4 separate regions of the Homo sapiens genome follow, and all the other regions are linked to region 2. A link is a loop called in an ENCODE intact Hi-C map of the cell type or tissue named here. Cell type or tissue: heart right ventricle. All regions are shown on one strand.

Region 1 (5,000 bases), 100 kb after region 2:
CCTTTGGCCTCCACTTCCTGTTTACACTGCTCTCTGTAAACACGAAGCAGAAGTCAAAGGAAAAAACCCCATGAATTCCTGTTGTTCTTGACTATGAACCAGAGCAGCTTCCTGCAGAGCAATGGCAAGGTGGAAGCGTCTAACACACTGACACCTGGGTTGTCAGAGGCTTTTGGTCAGCCAGGTTCTCTGCCCTCCACCTACTCATACCCCAGGTCACTGAGAGGGGACTGCATTCTCCCTCTGCAAGACAGCCTATCCTGGCTTGGGTGAGTGTGCATATATAGGCAAACACTGACTTATGTCGTTCTCATTTTTACGGCTGAATAGTCTTGAGAAATCGTGCTTGTTACTAGTGATACTTTTTTTCTCCTCCTTTGACATCGTTTTATTGAAGTCATTCACAGAGAGATTAATGATATTTTTCTACAGGGAAAGGGATATGGAGCACTTCTGCCCTTAGCTCATCTCTTGTGAGATGAGATTACAGGCAACTTGAATGTTTGTCTTCTGTAACAGGGTTTTTTATGATGACAGGACCTATGGACAATTCTTTCTTTCTCATGTGTTTACATTCTGGCATCACTCACTGGAGCCCTCTGCCCCAAGATCGTAAGAGGAGAAACCCAACGTCCCCGGAAGATTTTACTGCCATGTCGGAGAACCACTCTGGCGTGATACATTTTTAAAACAGGACCATAAGCAAGAGATATTTGGAGGTACTGTTTAGGATTCATCTGAGAATGGTGGTAGGAAACTGCAGCTGTCTCTGTAGGAAAATCCCATGCTGCACCCTGACTGAGTGGGGCCTCTCTGTTCTCTTCAGACTTCTGAGACTCAATTTCCTCTCAATTTGGCAGAACTCAGTTCAGCAATGATTTCTCTTTTTTAGAGGGTTCCTGAAAACCAAAATGCTCTCGAGATCCTAAGATTCCTAAGGAATGAATCTCTTGTGGCGGAATGTCAGGTACCACAGATCCACCGAGGAAGTGAATCTAGTCAAGAGCGGAAGCCTGCTGGTGAAAGGTGGTCTCCTCATCTGTAAAATGGGTGTGATACTGTTCACTTCAGAGGTCTTTTAGGAATGTCAGCACAATGCTTGGTACACAATAGGTGTTCAATACCTGGGAGCTACTGCTAACAGCAACTTTTGAACCCCTGGGTGTAGGCAGCTCATGAGACAGGCCCTGCCCATTACAGAGTAAGACGCATGGTGGGAATACCTCTGTAGAAATGTGTCTTTTCAGGATTGAGGGCACACTCCCCAACTACCAGAAGAGGCCTTTTCTTCCCAGGACCTTCCCTGTCACCACTATAAAACCTGGGCTGCATTACAGAAAAGAAGCCATCTGACCTTCATTCTACTTTGCTTAATTCCTTCCACAATCTGTTCCATCTGACGTAAAAACTGGTCCCGGGCAGCAGGGGAGGCCATGGCCCTGAAAGAAAAACCAGTAGAGTTATGACCGGCACACAGGACTCTGAGGCAGGGGGAAATGCCAAGCAGTCAGCTCTGTATCCAGATTATGACTCTTAGGAGAGGCAATCAGGTCTTTGTAACGCACAGTGGAGCCACGGGGGCCCCTGGGATCCCAGGCAATTAAGGATGCTAAACCTCTGAGAAGGCATGGAAATTAGCCTGGTCTTATAATTGCATGTTAATCTTTTTTGTCATACTTTCCCTGTAACTTTCATAACTAATATGTATTTTCTTGCAGTAAAATGTGACTAAAATTAACAAAAACATTATTTATTTGAAATACGGCATGTACTGCATAAGTAATGAATTTCATTTGGTTTACAAAATTTGAGGATTGGCAGATACTTGAAACTGGGAGACATATTCTGAGATTTCCTAAAACCAGGGGAAGCTGTGGTTTTTTGTTTTTTTTTTTAAGAAAAGAAGCTTAAAATCTAGAACCTGTAACTCAATAAGATGTCAGTCACAATGTGTCCGCTGTCATCTGCCAGAGGACAGCAGAGATTTGTGCCAGAGAGAAGGGCCTGCCAGAGGACAGCAGAGATTTGTGCCAGAGAGAAGGGAAGCATGCTCTCCAAGGAGCAAGTCCTGGGGCTGCTGGATGGTGGGTGGGCAAATGGACATGCTTGAGGGCTTGATTTGGGAACAGGTGGGCCTTGACATCTAGTTTTTAGAGAACAATGTACACATTAACCAAAAAAAATCTACCATGAGATTTAAAAAATCTAAAAAATTATATAAATTCCATTATGTAAATTTTAAAGCATCTCTATGTGTTCATTAACAAATATTAATTTGATAACATACAGAGAGATTTTAGTAGGTGGGTACAGTCAAAGTATTTGAAAGTTAACTTTTTTCGTCAGCTCTTCCTTCACTCTACTATCATTATAGTTTTGCAGGTACTCAAGGAGAGTGTAAACAAGATACTTAGCAGAAGGGCTAAAAGAGTAAGAATCACATACCCAGTGTTAAGTCTTGCATGTACCTTTGTCAAGCACATTATAGCAATGTGAGGTGGGCTGAATTCAAAGCGCAGGCCGGCAGGGTATTAGTGGGAAGGAGGACTGACAGTACTTACTGTGAGAAGTTCTCATGAATTGAGTTCAGCAGACTAATCTGGGGAAGTAAAAAAACAAACGAAATTATAAGACAGGCAAAAAGATTTCCACACTACTGCAACTGCTGCAAGCTTGCCTGTCTCCACATACTGCTTCTGCAAGGAACACATGCCTTGTTTATGAAGATTAAAGTAACATATGAAAAAAAAATTAGCCACATGTTCTGTCTCACAGATTTCCTCAGGGAATCCACCTTCTTCTCACAGAAAATTCCCTCTTCCTACAGGGCATTCCCACAGGAATGTAGGGAGAAGGTGCTTTGAAGGGAACTGGATCCCAGCTGAGAGGACACTAAGCTAACACTAGGGCTCTCTAGGCAAACTGCCACCACAGCCCTTTCTATCTTGCCAAACACTGCACTTTATTTTCAAGGATAACAGCTTACGGGAGTCAGACAGTGTGGAAAGTGAGAGTCGTTTACACCCTATTCCTTCCCACAGAATCTTCTCGCCAATGCAACAAGCTAAGCTGCTGGGTGGCTGAGTGCCTCCAAGGGGATGCACTGTTCAAGGCCCCGTGGACACTGCCTTAGCCCCGCAGCAAATCCTCTTATCTGCCCCAATGATACAGTCCTGGGAAGGGCTCTGAGGCAGGAGTAAGGAAACCTGGGTCATCTTTCTGGCCATAAAACTACTCAATTTGGGGCCTCAGAACTAAGTAATTACCATATGTGAACTTTAGGTTCACAGTCAGCAATGTAGAATATTTCTTGTCCTTAGTACTCCACAGGAAGGTTTTAAACTATCATAGGCATAAATCCATTTAAAATAAAATACCAAATTTATTCAAATGTAACATTCTAACTGGTAACATGGCTTGGAATTAGAAAGCCCAGCTCCCCAGTCTGCCTCGCAATATTCCTAGTTTTTAAACAGTGGAACAACTTTAAACACTGCTGATGAAGGAAGGTCAATGGGGTTTAAGGTCTTTGGGAAGGGGCTGGCCTATCCCTAAGTCAGGGTTGGCAAATCTTTCCTTTGCCAGGTAGGAGGGCCCCAAGGCCAGGATGTGGGACAGAGCTATTCCCCAGGTCTGATGCAAATCCCATGAAATGCATTCATCTATTCAAACATTTATCAAATGTCTGTTATACGCCTACCACTGTGTAAGCCCCGGATACAGAAAAAAATAAAACAGCTTCCCAAGGAGCACCCTCTAGGATGACAGAGATCTACCTGGTTTGTCTGACAGCAGGCAGTAAAGGTGACAGTAATTACAGATGCCTCAATTTGGGTTCAGGTAAAAGATACATTTGTAATATTATCCTTATTAAAGTGGTAATTAGTGTAGACTACAAGGTGACAAAATGAAAACACATTCTATCAACCTCAAGGTGAGGGGGAGGGTAGGAACAAGTATGTACTGAGAATCCACCATGTGTAAGGAACTTTACATTTTCTCATTCTGTCCGCATTATAATCATCATCAATGCAATTAGGTGTCATCCCCATTTTACAGGTGAGAAAAAAGAGGCCACATTAAAACCCAAATAAACCCAAATCTGACTGACGCCAAAGCCCGTGTTCTCTTCAGGACACTATGCTGCCATGGTGAAGACCAGGACTGTTCTCTTTTTTAAATTAAGACATATCTGCATACTGTGCTCCAACCGTTTGTCATCAACTTGGGAAAGCCCTGAGCCATTAATTTAACCTGAGTTTTTAAATGTTAAAAAGAGATATACCTAATGCTAGATGACGAGTTAGTGGGTGCAGCGCACCAGCATGGCACATGTATACATATGTAACTAACCTGCAAATGTGCACATGTACCCTAAAACTTAAAGTATAATAATAAAAGAAAAAAAAGACAAGAAAAAAAAAAAAAAAAGACGAAGGGAGTGACAGTGACCCTTTCACCCCTGCTTTGAATTTTACAAACCTTTTAGTTCACGCCTTTGTCGGCCACTGATGATTAAACAGGTATTTTCTCCCTGTAAACTATAACAAGCCCACCACCCCCATTTCATTCAGCTGGTTCCTCCCTTCCTTTAAATCTCAAACTAGTCTCACCAACTCCAGAGCTTCCATTGTGTTCCTTTTAACAATGGCATTTCCCCCACAGCACTCTAGAATGGCTGTCTACCAGTCTCACTTCACAGCAGACAGTCTGGGTTCCCAAGGAATCTTGCACTTTCTGACTGGGTATGCCAGCACTTAGCATATAAAATAGGCACTCTTTCTGCTAATGCTGAACATACCTGTCCCAAACATCAAGTTCATTTGACTTCCTGGAGTCAACTGCACTGTTAGCTGCTTAGCCATTTTCTTTTTATAAATGTTCTTACCTCTTTTTCCAAATAAACCTTTTTATCATCCAGGGTATTATATAAAGTGAAGAACTGCTTGGTTTCTTTGTGCACTGCTGAAACTGTAAAAGTAAAGAAATCAGCACACGAA
Region 2 (5,000 bases):
GAGGTGGGGGAGCCAAGCACATCACTACATGCAGGTAAGTCTTTGGGTCCTGTGGGCTGCAAGTGATGACACTGCTATGTCTAAATTTATTTAGTCTCAGCCAGCTTTGTATAAATAAAACAAGATACCCAAAACAGGATCCCTAAGTTATACAGGGCTTAAAAGTGAGAGCTCTGTAACTAGAATGCCTGGATTCAAATTCCAGCTGTGCCACTTGCTAACCTCAGGGCCTGATTCATGAGTGAAGCAAAAGTAATACCTCCTTCAGAAGGCAGTGCTCAGGACAGTGCCCTGGTGCTGAGTGCTCTGTCCATGGTACCGGCCTCCGTGCATCCTACGTGAAAAACTTGCTGCCATACAGCAGCAGGTACAGAGGCTCATCCCAAACCGTGAGCCAGTCTGGGCTTTGGCATACAGGATTTCTAACAGTCTGGATCTCTTGGAATTCTGGAGAGCAGACTTGGGCTTTGGAAAGCGGTCCAGTCCTGCAGCACCTTCCTAAGGTAGCTGTCAAGTATATTAATGCTGTTTTCAAGGTTACTGTACTGAGTATGGGGTGGCAACAACAACAGTGTGCGTTTGGATAACCTAATTCATCATAAATTAAAAGCCTGTTAGATGTCATAAACTGCAGAGGACACAGAAGAATACGCCCAGATCCTTCTTGGGATGGATACAGATTAGAGAAGGTAGGCATAAACAGTTGCAATATTGTTTTCTAAATGATGTGATAGATGCAGGCAAATATTCCAGCTATTTTTATTAAGCCTAGAAATCCTGCATCCTCGGGTCCTAGTGGACTATGATTTTCTTGCCCCATCTCTAGGAGATTCTGATTCAGTAGGCCTTTGCCAGGGCAGAGGTATGTAGGTGATGCTCACGCTCAGCTAGGTTTGGGAGCAACCAGACTAGAACCCATTCACATACAGACTCTTAGTAAATGTTTTCTGCTCTCATCTTGCAAAGTGAAAGTGCCCAGCACAGGCAATGGTGTTAGTACGTTGTAGTCATTCACAAACTAGGGCTGCCCAGAAGAGAGACAGGCTGGGACTTTCGAGAGAGAAACAGCTGTTTCATTTGAATGCCTGGTGTGGGAAGAAGAAGGACAGCCTAGCTTCATGGAACCTTCTTGCACCAAACAAAGCCTCCAGATCCCTCCACAGTGCTCCATTCAATCCCTGTCCATTGGTGGTGGACCAAAGAAGAAACCAATTTGCCTTGGCCACATGTCTTTGAGAAAAAAAGCCACTCTCCCTTCTGGGACTCAGAGCATCTGTACCTGTAATATAAGAGGGGAATGTGGAAAATTCTAACTGGATGATCACTTTTCTGTGGAGGGAAAAACACATTTTTTGTTTTAAGGGGCTAGCCAGCATCAAACCTTTTTTTGAGATGGAGTCTCGCTCTGTCACCCAGGCTAGAGTGCAATGGCACTATCTCCGCTCACTGCAACCTCCGCCTCCTGGGTTCAAGCGATTCTCCTGCCTCAGCCTCCTTAATAGCTGGGATTACAGGCATGTGCCACCACGCCCAGCTAATTTTTGTTGTTTTGTTTTGAGACGAAGTCTCGCTCTGTCGCCCAGGCTGGAGTGCAGTGGCGCAATCTCGGCTCGCTGCAAGCTCGGCCTCCCGGGTTCACGCCAGTCTCCTGCCTCAGCCTCCCGAGTAGCTGGGACTACAGGCGCCTGCCACCACGCCCGGCTAATGTTTTTTTGTATTTTTAGTAGAGACGGGGTTTCACCATGTTAGGATGGTCTCAATCTCCTGACCTCGTGATCTGCCCGCCTCGGCCTCCCAAAGTGCTGGGATTACAGGCGTGAGCCACCTCACCCAGTCCGCATCCAACCTTTTATTTGGAGACAATACCTTTCAAGTACTGGTGGGTTACTGAGATCACCTCCCATCAGACAAGCAAAAACGCCTCCCATGCAGCCAGGGTGGGGCTGTGACCTGGGTTTGGCTAATCACATACATTTGCCCAGAGTGAATCAGATACTAACTAATAAAACAGGAGCAGAAACAGTAGATGTAGCAGCTTTCTCATCCAGGGTCCAGAGGCAGCTGTGTTGGGAACAGGCAGCTCCAGCTGTGGCACCCCGCAGCAGCCGTGCTCACACCAGGTTGAGAGTGACTGAGTGTGTGCCATGACTTTGTCCAGGGTCCTGCCCTTTAGCTACCTGCCCTTGTTCCTGCCTATTTTGCAAGCCTAGTTCTGCAGCCATTTCATATCCTTTCAATTAATTCTGTTTCAGTTTAAATTACTGAGTGGCTTTTTGTTGCTCATAATTAGCCCAAGGATACAATAACCGCTAAGGTCTGGTTTCTCTCTCCCTCTTTTTGTCAAAATGTCCAGGTTGCTTGCCACCATTCTTGTCCTCCCTGCCTGGAGCCTCCTGCCCCTCGGCACAGGGAAAATTGGACATTTTGAGCAAGGCCAGGACTTTGAAACATCTAGGGCAAGGATGCGTCGAAAAAAGAACAAGTGGCAAACTCACCACCTCGGGACAGGTCATGGGGAAGCTGCTCTGGAGGTTTGGGAGGCAGGCAAAAGCAGGATGCTTGGCATCGCTGAGAGCCTCTAGAGGAGTGTCCACAGCTGGGAAAGGGGGAACCAAGGGTTGTCAGACCTCCCAAGGCAGCACTTTCTGGAGTCAGGCAGAATGTACAGGAGCCTTGGAGCAAGTGAATTCCCTGCTCTGTGCCTCAGTTTCCTCATCCGTAGAATGGAAGGAATGAAAACACAAGGATTAGGTGTACAGTCAGGCCAAGTCAGATCTTAGAAACAAGACCTAACGACACTATTATCAGGAACATCAGGAAAAGGGGAAGAAGGTCAGAAACAAGAGTTTTCTAGGACTTACCGGTTTCTCACACCCTCTCCCCACCATCAAAATCATGGTTTCAGAGGCATTAGGCCAAAAAACTGCAAAAGGGAGCCTCCTTCTGGGAAGTCTCCGGCCCTTCCGCGGCTCCCGGCGTCTCCAGCAGAGGGCTCTCGGCTGTGCCGACTCAGGACAGCTGCTGCGACGGGGCCGGCTACGCTTGTCAGAGCAGCAGCTGGTGATTTTGGACTTGCCTTTGCTGGCAGGGGAGCGCTATCGAGGGTTCATTTTATCCAGCTTGAGGAAAGAAAGGTCGGAGTGTAGGGGAAGAGTGGGACAAACACGCGACCCAGTCATGCCGAGAGCATGCGCTGAGGGGGACGTGGAGCGAGGAGTGGGGCTCCAGGCTGCTGAGGCTCCGGACCAAGTGCCCCCTGCACTTTCAACGCCGTAGGTCTCCCGGCAGCCCTGGAAGGACAGTCTTACCCGGACGCCACGGTGGTCTCCCGGCAGCCCTGGGAAGGACAGTCTTACCCGGACGCCACGGTGGTCTCCCGGCAGCCCTGGGAAGGACAGTCTTACCCGGACGCCACGGTGAGGGAGGAGAAGCGCAGAGTCAGCCGCAGACGGGAGGGCGATGGCCTAACCCGGACGCCAGCGCGGTTTGCTCAGCCCTAGGGCCGGGCGCTTTCCCGCTCCCTGACCGCCTCCTGTTCCTCCGCAGGCCGAGCTGCCCTTCCCTCCCTGCTGCCCCCAGGGAAGGCTGCTGGTGTCCTCAGATGCGGGCAGGAGGAACCCGCCAGCGCCTGAGAGCCTGGCCCGAACCAGGCCTGGAGGTGCTGGGGCGAAGACACAGAGGATGTGGCCTCCATCCCTGGTAACAGACGGTTACCAGGGCGGCTTTGGGTGAGGACATTGAAAAAGGTCAGACTCCCTGGGAGCAGCGCCCTGGACTCCATTCTCATCACAGGTATATTTGTGTGGCTACTAAGAGTAAGAGCCTGGGGGTGCAGGAGTGATTCCAGCCCCCTCCTACAAAGTCATGTGAGAGGGATCTGAAGAAAATCCAGGGGAAAATGTACCACAGCGAGGAAATCGCCATCTAAAGGGCTGAACGCTCAAGAACGGCGTTGGGTGGGCTCCGCGTTGGAGTTGAGTCCCGAAGGATGTTCTAACAGCAAAGGGGAGAAAGGAAGAGAGAAGCCAAGGCGTGCGGGCAACGTGAACCGCATGAGCCGAGGCAAAGGGGCAGCGTGGGGCTGGACCCTGGAGTCTGCTCCTGTCTGAATTCTAGTGCTGTCACTGACTAGCAAGGAACTTCCCTGTGCCTCGTGGCTGTCACATGGAAAGACAGCACCGCCATCCAGCCCTTATACCGTAAGGGTTATATGAACTAGCACTGTGGGCATTAGCAGAGCATGCTGTACACTTTGGTATATTGTGAGAATGAAATAAATCAACAAATGCAAAGCAGGTTTTGCATAACAAAGACTAAACAAGTGTTAGTTAGCTCCTTTCCTCCTTCCCGCCTGTGAAAATGCTGTCTTATGATGTCCTTTAATTATTTCGTGTGGTTAAGCTTCAGCTTATTGGCCAGTTCATCCTTGTAGATACAAGTATTTTTAAAGCCTCCAATTTTAATTTCCTCACAGACCATTGCTGTACTTGTCCTTACATCTACTTCATACTGAAATTTTCTTTCTGTTTCTTTATGTCTCTGCATCTAGACCAGTGGTTCCCAATTGAAGTCAGTTTTGCTCCTCAGGGCACACTTAACAACATCTGGAGACATTTTTAATTGTCCTGACCGAGAGGACAATGCTACTGGCATCTAGTGGACAGAGGCCAGGGATACTGCTGAACATCCCGCAGTGCACAGGACGCCTGCAACACAGATTATCCAGCCCCAAACGTCAATAGTGCCGGAGTTATGGAACCCTAATGAAGACAATTCTTGAAGGCATAGACTGAATCTTATTTATCTTTGTTTCCCTCATGTCTCACAAGCAGAGTATGAGTTCAGCAAATAGGAGTTGAACAGAAATCAGGAGGAGGTGCTGATTGACAGGAAAAAAGAAAGATTTAGTTTAGAGCTGAGAATTCAGCTGGACAGCCATAGGGGCTCTGGCATGGAGACTGGAAGTCAGAAGAGAATTTGCAGCAAGACATTTAGAGCCA
Region 3 (5,000 bases), 82 kb after region 2:
TGTGTTGTGATGTCTCTTTTCATGGTCTCAAGATGGCTGAAGTTGCTCAAACCCTGTCCCCCCTCCATAACTTATCACAGGAAGAAAGGGTGAAGCTCTCCTAGTGCATCTCTCACTGATCATCAGGAAAGTCTTTGCCAGAAGTTCAGCAGTCTCCCCAAAACTGGTCATAACTGGGTTAGACATCCATCCGCAAACCAGCAGTTGGCCAAAAAAAGTGAGATTCCCCTGACTGGAAAAGCTGTCATGTTCCTCTCTTGGGGCTGACACACGGCCACCTCGGAGCTGGACAAAATCAGAGTTGTGTTGGTTTTTAAAAGAAGGCAGGGGTGGGGAAGGCTCACCCACAGCAGGTTTCTACACAAGATGGGCACGGCTTCTGGAGGATGTTAACAGCCCCCCTTGAATCATGACTCAGAGGTATGCCTATCTTTTGTACCCCAAAAGTCAGAGGACCAGGGTTGCACTGTGATTTTTGTAAGATGGACGGAACCCTGCAGCAGCCCGTCTGTCCCAGTGATTAGTCACATCACCATCCATTTCCCCATCCCCATCCCTCCCTCTGCCAGCCCAACATGCTCCCAGAGTGTGAGAAGAGCCAGCCTCTGCTTCACTGCCGCATTCTATTCCACCAGAAAAGGACACCTCCCTTTGCATGGCCCATTGCCTCAAGACCCAAGAAAGAGTCTCACTACTTTTGAATCAAAGGCTTTATCTTTAAGAAAGCAGATTTAGAGAATCAGAATTTTCTTCCATTTTGGTTCTATTAAGAAAAGTATACCAAATTAAAAATTAAGAACTATTTTTTAATAGATAATACATGTACATGGTACAAAATTCAAAAGGTACAAAAGGTGTACATTGAAAAGTCATTCCCACCCCTCTTCCCAGAGGCAATTCAGGCTGCCGGGCTGCTAGATATCCTCCCAGAGACATCCTAGGCATATGCAGGTGGACATATGATATACACGTGTATACGTCTGTGTGAAAACATATGCACACACATACATCTACACACTTTCTCCATTCCAAACATTAGGATACCATGGGCTTTTTTCCTCACTTAATCATGCATCTTGGGGCCCATTCTATGGTAGTACACACACACAGGATCCATTGTTTTAAATTTCTACAAACTATTCCATTGTTTAAGCTGGCCATAATGTATTTAACCATTCCCCTGTATTGGTGGCACTCTCCAACTTTTTGCTATTACAATGTTTCAACAAAAACTCTTGTACACAAGTACCTTGTACACAGGTACAATTCTTAGGAGTAGCATTGCTAGTTCAAAGAGCTTATGCATTTGCACTTTTGATAGACACCGTCCAGCTGTCCCCCATGGAGTGCCTACATGTCACACTCCTGCCACCACCGTATCTAGTGCTGCCACCCACAGCCTTGCACTGTGGTCCCACTTCTTGGTTCACATGGCTGAGACATTTCTGCCCATCAAGTTACCTTTAGGTTCATGACACATTTTGAGCCAAAACATACCTTATCTCTAACATTAGTGTAGTTCTTCCCTCTCTTTTTCCCTTCTTAGGGAATAAAAAAAAAAATCTGTAAAAGGCAATTCCTTTGAAAGATTCAAAACCTCTGACACCTTGTTTCATCTCAAACTTCAAGGTTACAGTATAACATACTCTGAGAGAGACCCTCTAAAGTTGTGAAAACTGTTCTCAAACTAAGCATCAAGTAGAGGAAAGGTTCAATCTAAATTTTCCTAATAGAGATGCAAAGTTGCAATGTGGAAAAGCCATTTTATCCAACCGGAATTTCCCAGTCAGTCATCTACCTTGAGCTAGATGCTGGGGAGAGTGTGGTAAGACAAGCCCTTACTTTTGTTGCGCAGGGCCACTGGACATGGGCAGGCAATGGGGACGGATGTAAGGCTGGCGTGGAACATCCACGGTATTCCCTGTGTTGTCAAGTATGCTGCAGATCAGCACCAGATTCTCCAGTTTTGCACATTTATTGAGAAGAGGGAATACTATTATAGCATTACCTTTTACAATGCATCTTCAGCCTGTAATAGAAGGAATGCTCTGGACTTCATGAAAAGGATCAAGAGAGGGCCTGGGGGATTCTGAAGATGCACAGAACAAGGCACTTTCCTTGGCAATCCCAACCATGGGGACAGATGATGGCATCCATCCTATGGGGCTCTTTATTGTACTGTTCTGCATTAAGATGTTCTTTTACTTTGAGGCCAACACCAGCCATGAGTAAATCATAAAGTGCTTCCTTAAAGTGTTCTTCCTCAATGCATGTTTCAACATCTGCACTTCAGAACAAGTGGTCAGGCTCAAAGTAACTGTGCTACTGCTAGATACCTACCTCCCTTTTAGGGTGATCAGTCACCTACAGAGTGGGCAAACAAGACCATATGAGGCAGCAGAAATATGAGGGCACAGGTTAGAGCCAGGGCTCACTGTCCGGAGTGCCCTTTCAGGCAGGTCTGCTTCGGTCACTAGAGACGTACTGGGGCCTGACAACATCAACAACGTCACAACCCTGAGGTCTGAGGTCCCGGGCATGGCACTTTGTGAGGTAGTAAAAGGACTGTCTGAAGGTCTTCTCCAGCCTCTGCTCAAGGTTTCAGGAGGTCCCGAGGGCTCGGTATTGTCAGAGAATGCTTCCCATGCCTGGACCCTGGACCTTCTGGTTGTGCTGATGGACTCAGCGGACACTGGCAGGACCCAGCTATCCTGAAAATATTAAGGGCTACGAGCTAGAACCATTAAAACCATGAACTTCGGACTCTAACAGAGATATGCTTGACAAACTGGGAATTTGCCCTCTGTTAAAACAACCCTCAGTGTGACTCTGACGACTGTTTAACATTCTGTACCTCCCTCTAGTGGTGTTAGCTAACCCAGTCATCCAACAGAGACGGAGCACAGGTCAAAGACATCAACAAATGTCCTAGCATCTCCCCACGCACCTCGTGATCACGCAATCTTGTCCTGCTCACAACAGCTCTGATCGCGGCTTAAAGCAGAGCAGTCCCATGTACTCCATAAGAAGCAAGAAGTGGGAGGGAGCCCCCAACCCAGAGGCTGGCGGAGATTCCACAGCACTGGGCAGCCTGCCCGCTAGCAACTCCCTGTGCTGATTGAGCAGGGAGCCTCTCTCTCCTGGGGAAACCTGGTTCCTCCTGAAGCGCATATTTTGAAAAAGTAACTTAAGGATGTTCTTGCTTCCTTTTAACTCCGGAGAAGCCTGTGGGCTTAGAGCACAATTCCATACTATGTCTGTCTAAGCACACAGAGCCATAGCCCTGGGAAGATGACCCCTTCTGGTGCTCCAGGTGGCTTCTGAAATGATCAGGGGCCTTGGGGCATCTCCTTACCCTATACGGCTTCACCAAAAAGTCATGTAACATCCTAATTACTCAGAAAGGCACTGTCCACACTGAGAGTTGTCTGCAGCAAGTGTGAAATTTGAGCTCAAACTGGCTTCTGTAGTCTAATTCAAAGTGTATTCAGGCAACAAAAACTGATTTATCCGTAGTAGGCCTTGTCGATAAAAAAAAAAAGGGAATAGAGATCTATGGACACCTCTCTATACCAAAACCAAACCAAATGAAACTCCTATGAAATACAGCTCAAAATAAATGCCTGCACTTTCAAAAAGAATTACTGGTTGCTTTGGATTCATCATGCCATACTTTCCCCATCAGCACAGAGGTGGACTCCAGTAACCCCAGAATGTCATCTGCCTCCCTACCACCTTTGGACAAATATTCAAATAACTGCCCCAACTGCTCACAAAGTTCAGTTAGCCAGGGGTGGGCCTACAAGCTGCTTAACAAGACAACGCAGATGTTTCCCTGACTGAAATAATTTCAAACGCAGTCAAACTTCTGTCTCCTTCCCCTGCCCTCAGAGTGCCACCTGTTCTTTTGCAATTACTTGCTTCAACTTAGCCCTTCAAAACCCCCACATGACCACGGCTCAGGGACCAGCTGAGGTGGAGCTGCACATGACCCAAGAAGCGCTCGCAGGTGGCAGTTTCTATTTGCAAGCTGCTGCTTCCGCCTGGCTCAGGTAGGCCTTGCTGGCCCTGGCACTGAAACCAGTGGCTGTTTTTAATCCAGCACGTGTGTGTGTTTTTAAATCTGTACACATCAGCCCTGCTTAATCACATCCATTAGGGACTAAAAATGAACACATTTCTGTGGCTGCTGAATGCCCCACTTGCTTGACATGTTTAAGCTTTTGTGTTACTGTGCAAACCTGCCACCTGGTATGTTTGCAAGATTTATGCAAAATGGAGCACAAACCTACAGAACATGACTGAGTTACCAGACTCCTGAGGACCAGGGCAGCAGGAGCTCCATGTTTGATCTGCACTGGTCATTTCCAAGGATTAAAATCAACCCTCAGCTGCCCTTCAAGGCCCTCCAAAGCCTAGTCTCAGCCCTACTTCCCAGACGGGTCTCTGAAGCCTCCTGCAGAGACTAGCTTATTCCCTCCTTTCCCAACATGCATGCCTTGTACTCCTCTGCACTCTCTTGGGTTTTTAATCATAGTGTATTTTCATTTAAAACAGTCTTCCTATCAACATCCGATTCTCCCTTTAGATAGGGCTCAAATGCTGCCTCCTCCAGGAAGTTTCCCTGGATCTCTGCAAACCCTACTGCTCTTCCTCCTGACACCCTACTTGCCTTGAGTGCAGGGAACAGTGTCTATCTCTCTCCTGGCTCAGACCATGACCCATCTGCAGCGTAGCCTCATCAAATGTGCCTTCAATGAGGGGGATGCACAGCCCCTCTGCATGCTGTGACTCACATGAACATTGGGGCAGGGGAAGGTATAATTTTTATTGACGTGTCCTCAGCACAAGGTCTGTTTTCAATTTTCTGAGAAATCAACTTGAGTAACGTATAAAAATTAAAACAACACTGAACTTTCGTTCCAGTTGCTGTCACCACCAAGCCTGCTGGCTGGCACCTGGAGGAGCTGGGAACAAAAGGTACCATGGCAGGTGAAAGG
Region 4 (5,000 bases), 170 kb after region 2:
AAGGGAACAGAGCATACCAGGCTACAGAGTTCTGTTTTTACCAAAAAGGCAATGAAAAGTCAGATGAGAACATTCAAAGATCTTATCAGGTGACAGCATGAAACTAGAGTATATGCAGGACTGGCAATCTTCTGAAGATGACGACAACGAACACCACCATGTTCTGCTGTACCAAATCTAAGCCACACCCATTACATTCAGGATCCAGGACAGACGGACCCATTACAGGACAAGCCAGGCCCATCACAGGAATTCTGATGTTAAGAGGACAAGAAACCACACAGAGGCTCTCACCTGAACAACAGGAAATATGTGAATAAAATCCATCCCCTGGATCTGGTGGGGCTCCAGCTGGTGTGGGCATTTCATCCTTGGCAGGACCGAGACAATTTTTTCTGACAGAGCTCTGTTCAGAAAAAGTAACAAGCAAAGAGTGAGGCATACTAAGTAGCCTTTATGGCATCTCTAAAGTCTGGGCAGCATCACAGACGGATCTGGGACTTCTCCATGCCAGGCTAGTCCAGACCATGACAAGTTTCTCCTAGATGACTGCAAAATGAGAAAAATAAGCACAATTTGGTGGTGTGTAGGTGTGTGGTCACAAAACTGCCTTCATCCTTTATTCTATAATGTTTTTCTTCCTACTTTTTTGGATGTAAAATATTTTGTGAAATGATGGTAACATTAGAGGTAGTCGTTACTATTTTTTAACTTCCTTATGTAGTAAGATAAAAAGTTATTAGTGCCCCGTATTCTTTTTACATTTCGTTTTACTGATCTACTCTTTCTAACAGTTTGAAAAAAGTATTCTAAATATCAGGCAACAAATAATTACCAGACCTTACACCAGGTACCCAGAATATTAACATGAAACATGGAGCCCCATTTCCAAAAGAGATTTGGAGTTCTCTACTCTCTGGTACAAGGATATTTTTAAAATAAATAGTAGCCTTTAATTTTTTGATACTCTAAAATAAATTCTAGAGTTGAAGGAACTGTATATCCTCACTCTCATTTCCATACAGAAGAGATATTTTCTGCTTCTTATAAGGGACACCGACCTTTCTCTAACACCTCGCCTCAGTCTTCCTCCTATAGAAGACCACAAGGTGGGACTGAGAAGGGAGGAACCAGGCTTCCTGAGGCCTCAGAGTTTTCTTCTCTGTAGGTCAGGAGGAAAGCATCCTCTCCTGCTAGGGAGGTTTCTCAGCTCAGCCTGAGCTGGGGTAGGACAGTTTATGGCAGCACTGGTGGAGGGATTTGTATGCAAGTCTGTTTTATTGCAGCCTGAAACCTCCTTCTCGAATCAGTTGGCATTTCATCTCTAGCTATGTGATTCCTGTTTCTTATACTATCTTAATTGGATCAGACTCAAGGGGAGAGAAAAGATACTATTCAGTGGTGTGCCTGACCCCAAAGCCATGGTATGTAGCCTGGGAACATTGAGAAGCAGTCACCAGGCATGGCCTTGTGGACATCTGGAGAAATAGGAGCTTCTGGCTCAGCCTACATGAATAGGTTACATTGCCACACAAGACCCTTTAAAAAAAATCTTAGCCAGTCACAGCAGCTACTGTGGCCTTATAAACAAATACAGTACTATGTTCTAATAGACAAAGGTCCAGGTAAACAAAGGTCACTTAGAACTTACTAGGTGCTTCAAATTCAACAAGTTTTGGGTCTCCCAAAAGTGTTTCTTGTTCAGAGAAGTCTTGTCCACCTTTATCTTTCTGCAGTTCAATAATCCTTCCAAGGAGACAGATACCCTCAAGATGAACATCTGACTCAGGGCTGGGTGAGAGTTATTACTGTCTTATCTATGATTCACTTAGTAGGTTTCACCCCTCAGTCTTAGTATTAACAGTAACTAGGTGACCTAGGAACTAAAGTTAAAACAGCCCCCCAGGGAATGGGCACTAGAGAACACATTAAGAAACAGTGTCTGGTATCTGGAAAATAGCTTCACAAGTTGGGACCAAGGTTAAAACTGCTGAGGACAACAGTAATACCCCACTGATCATAAGATCAAATGTCAGATCCAATGTGTTAATAGAAAAAAATATGGAAGGGGGGAGATTAATCCCTCACTGCACACATTCATAGAAGAGAGGGAGTATCTTCCTCCTAGGAGGGAAGCATATAGGAGAATATTTGCTGCCTCTTCCCCCTCACCCTTCCTCCCTAACAGAGGAAGGGGTGAAGAGTGATTTATCCACAAGTCCTGAGAGGGGCCAGGCATGGTAGCTCATGCATGTAATCCTAGTGCTTTGGAAGGCCAAGGAGGGAGGTCACTTGAGGCCAGGAGTTTGAGACCAGCCTGGGCAACATAGTAAGACCTTGTCTGCATAAAAAAATTTAAAAATTAGCCAGGCATAATGGTGCATTCCTACAGTCCCAGCTACTCAAAAGACTAAGGCAGGAAGATCACTTAAGCCTAGGCGTTTGAGGCTGCAGAGAGCTAAGATCACGCCACAGCACCCTAGACCAGGCAAGAGTGGAACTCTGTCTCTTAAAACAAAACAAAACAAAAGTCCTGAGAGGAAGAAGAAAATTTTCATGCAGCTCTCAGCCACTCCTGGTGCCCTTCCTTTCTGGGCAGCCTGTCTTTGGGACACATGCATCTTTTCTGCCATAAGATATGTTGCCTGCCCCACAGGGGAAGCCAGTGGTTGTCCAGGTCTGCTTGGGACTCACATGGGATAGCTTGGTAGTGAAGCACTAACAAACCCATTTGGCAACATATCTAAGGTTCTCTGTTAAGCTTTTTTTAAAATTTTGATCTCCATCAGACTCTCATAGCTTATTTAATTTCCTTGAAACTTGTAAGAAGAGATGAGTGTTCAACTGGTACTGCTGCCTAAACTCCAAGCTTAGCAAATGAAAATGAATATCAGTTCTGGTTTTGCTCAATGCAGGTCCCAACTAACTATGCAGGGGCACGTGATCAATACAGCCTTTCCTTAGTTACATTTTGGTTCAGCAGGAGGAGAGCTCCCTCTTGTGGCTACAGATATATTGGTTTGCATAGAGTTACCAATTGCCTAGAACCATACATAATAGCTTAAAAACAAGAGGCTGGGACCCACACCACCATCCAGCCTAACCCCCTGCCTTCAGACATGGCATTTCCTGGCCACTCTTCGGAGCCAGCCTACTCACCCAGTTCATAAAGGTCCAGAGAGAAGGCTATCACGGGTCATCCTAGGATTTACAACCCTCTTAAACCCACCTCTCAGAAATTACTGCCAAGTCTGGACAGTCTTGGCAGCCAAGGTGAGGACATGGAGGAAAATGCAGGCAGGCTGGGGGTAGGGAAAGAAAGTGAGAAAGACTTCTTCCAGAAATCTAACAATCCCCTTTCAGCTTCTACCTGCGGCTCTAGGTGGATCCTTCAGATTTCCTAAAAATCACAGAAATTAGCAATTGCAGAGGTCACCAGGCCGGTTTCCTAGACTAAGATTTTAACATGCCCAGCTGTGACTAGTTTGACTCCTTTAGTTTTTAAGAGTGTTCAGTGCACTGCTTTCTTCTCCACTGCAAACAGCTTGAAAGACAGTGAATTAAACCTGGGTCTAAATTCAAGTTCCACCACAACTCTGAAACTTTTGGCAAGTAACTTGGTCCAGGTCCAATACTCCTATCATAAAACTAGGGATAATCCCTACTCAAAGCGGTAGTGAAGGTAAAATAATAAAATACACATGCAAGTGCTTGGAACACAGATGCCCAATAAAATGTTTGTTGTTGAAATGAACTCAGTTATAAATGTAAAATCCCATTTATGGGCCTCTGGCCATAGGACCCTCTGTTAATGGGGCTTCAGAAGAAGATAGAAGTAGAGGATAGAAGCTTATGGAACTCTCAGCAAAGAAAGATGACAGAGAACAAGGCCTCAATTGGGCACATAAAGAAGACAGCTTGAGAGACAACCATGCCGTCAATAGGCAAGTGTGCTCCTTGGACATACGTCCAGCCCACCCATTAAATTGACTAGATATACTGGAAGACGGCAAACATAAGGCAGTTTTAGTCTAAACTGCACCTAACCAGAAACTCTATGGTGGGGGGGAACACCAAACAGAACACATTCCAAAACCAAACAGAAAAGATTTTTAGATGACTCAGTACCCTGTGGCTGTAACATGTCTTCTACAGATAATAAAGAATGAGCTACCTGATGCACTGCTGACTCTGGTGGGTCCTTAGTCACGTAAACCCGTCTCCAGCTTTGCCCACAGTTACAGTTCATGGCTCTGCACTTAAGAGACACACATCAAGCACTTACCAGGGAATATAACACATCCTCAATCCCTTATCCAAACCCTTTGGGTCAGATGTGTTTCAGAATTCTGAATTTTTTAGATTTAGTTCCTTAGAATACCTAAGGGATACATATTATATATTATGTAAGAACCCAGGAAAATCTAGAGTCACACTCTATAATAAAAAAAAATTTATTTAGCAAAACTTATAAATAGTCACATAAGTGGGATCAATAAAGCTATAAATTCAGTCAATTCAGGTTATGTTTTGCTCCCAAATAAGCTTTGTATCTAAACCTAAAAGAAGAAAAAACAGTTTTCAGTGTCTTTTAGATTTCAGAAATATAGACAAGGAATTGAGAAGACATAGAAAAATACTGTGTTCCCATATCTATTAAAAGTATAATGGAATGCTGCCACTGATGGGAGTCTACCATATTCCCTAAGGATATCGAAATGAAAACAGGGCCTAACGACCACTGGAAAACTCAAGGGGAATTTAGGAAAAAAGCACACGTGGGATCCAAGAAATGGTAAAACTAGCACAGAAAAAATGCAATGAAAAGAAATACCAGCACATCAAGAGTGCCACAGGTATAGGAAGCAATCAGCTCAAAGACAGAAGCTTCCAAGAAAAGCATCCTCAAGAAGACAAAGAATTCATGCTAATGAACAGCCTGATTAAGAAGCATAGGCCAGGTGCGGTGGCTCACACCTCTAATCCCAGGAGGCCAAGGC

What was found. A loop is a pair of places that touch in the nucleus more often than their neighbours do. Peaks named below come from ENCODE experiments on the same cell type or tissue, not always from the same donor. Only the 100,000 strongest peaks of a DNase experiment are listed, where the experiment ranks them.
Region 1: a loop joins it to region 2, with 2.2 times the contacts of the local background. A loop is called at or near these places in 17 of 110 quality-filtered maps.
Region 3: it touches region 2 in a loop (3.0-fold over the local background); 19 of 110 quality-filtered maps call a loop at or near these places.
Region 4: it touches region 2 in a loop (14-fold over the local background); 92 of 110 quality-filtered maps call a loop at or near these places.

The regions. Positions count from the first base shown.
Region 1 is chr2:117,934,141-117,939,140 of GRCh38, forward strand. It overlaps CCDC93 (CCC complex scaffolding subunit CCDC93), which reads right to left. Exons shown (of 24, transcript NM_019044.5): 20 at 4,889-4,971; 21 at 2,562-2,599; 22 at 1,355-1,439. Among named protein-coding and RNA genes, the nearest start is that of CCDC93, 77 kb to the right of the region's middle. In heart right ventricle, no CTCF peak of the experiment used is centred here; DNase peaks (open chromatin) are centred at 2,048 and 2,933; H3K27ac peaks cover 2,679 bases.
Region 2 is chr2:117,833,109-117,838,108 of GRCh38, forward strand. It overlaps LOC107985939 (a long non-coding RNA gene), which reads left to right and starts at 623. Exons shown (of 7, transcript NR_158150.1): 1 at 623-689; 2 at 2,354-2,508; 3 at 3,277-3,416; 4 at 3,547-3,792; 5 at 4,550-5,000. In heart right ventricle, CTCF peaks have their summits at 2,980 (motif pointing right) and 3,183; DNase peaks (open chromatin) are centred at 327 and 3,013; H3K4me3 peaks cover 927 bases; H3K27ac peaks cover 803 bases.
Region 3 is chr2:117,914,786-117,919,785 of GRCh38, forward strand. It overlaps CCDC93 (CCC complex scaffolding subunit CCDC93), which reads right to left. Exons shown (of 24, transcript NM_019044.5): 24 at 696-5,000. Among named protein-coding and RNA genes, the nearest start is that of CCDC93, 97 kb to the right of the region's middle. In heart right ventricle, a CTCF peak has its summit at 2,870 (motif pointing left); no DNase peak of the experiment used is centred here.
Region 4 is chr2:118,000,527-118,005,526 of GRCh38, forward strand. CCDC93 (CCC complex scaffolding subunit CCDC93) reads right to left here. Exons shown (of 24, transcript NM_019044.5): 4 at 295-406. Among named protein-coding and RNA genes, the nearest start is that of CCDC93, 11 kb to the right of the region's middle. In heart right ventricle, a CTCF peak has its summit at 3,000 (motif pointing left); a DNase peak (open chromatin) is centred at 3,074.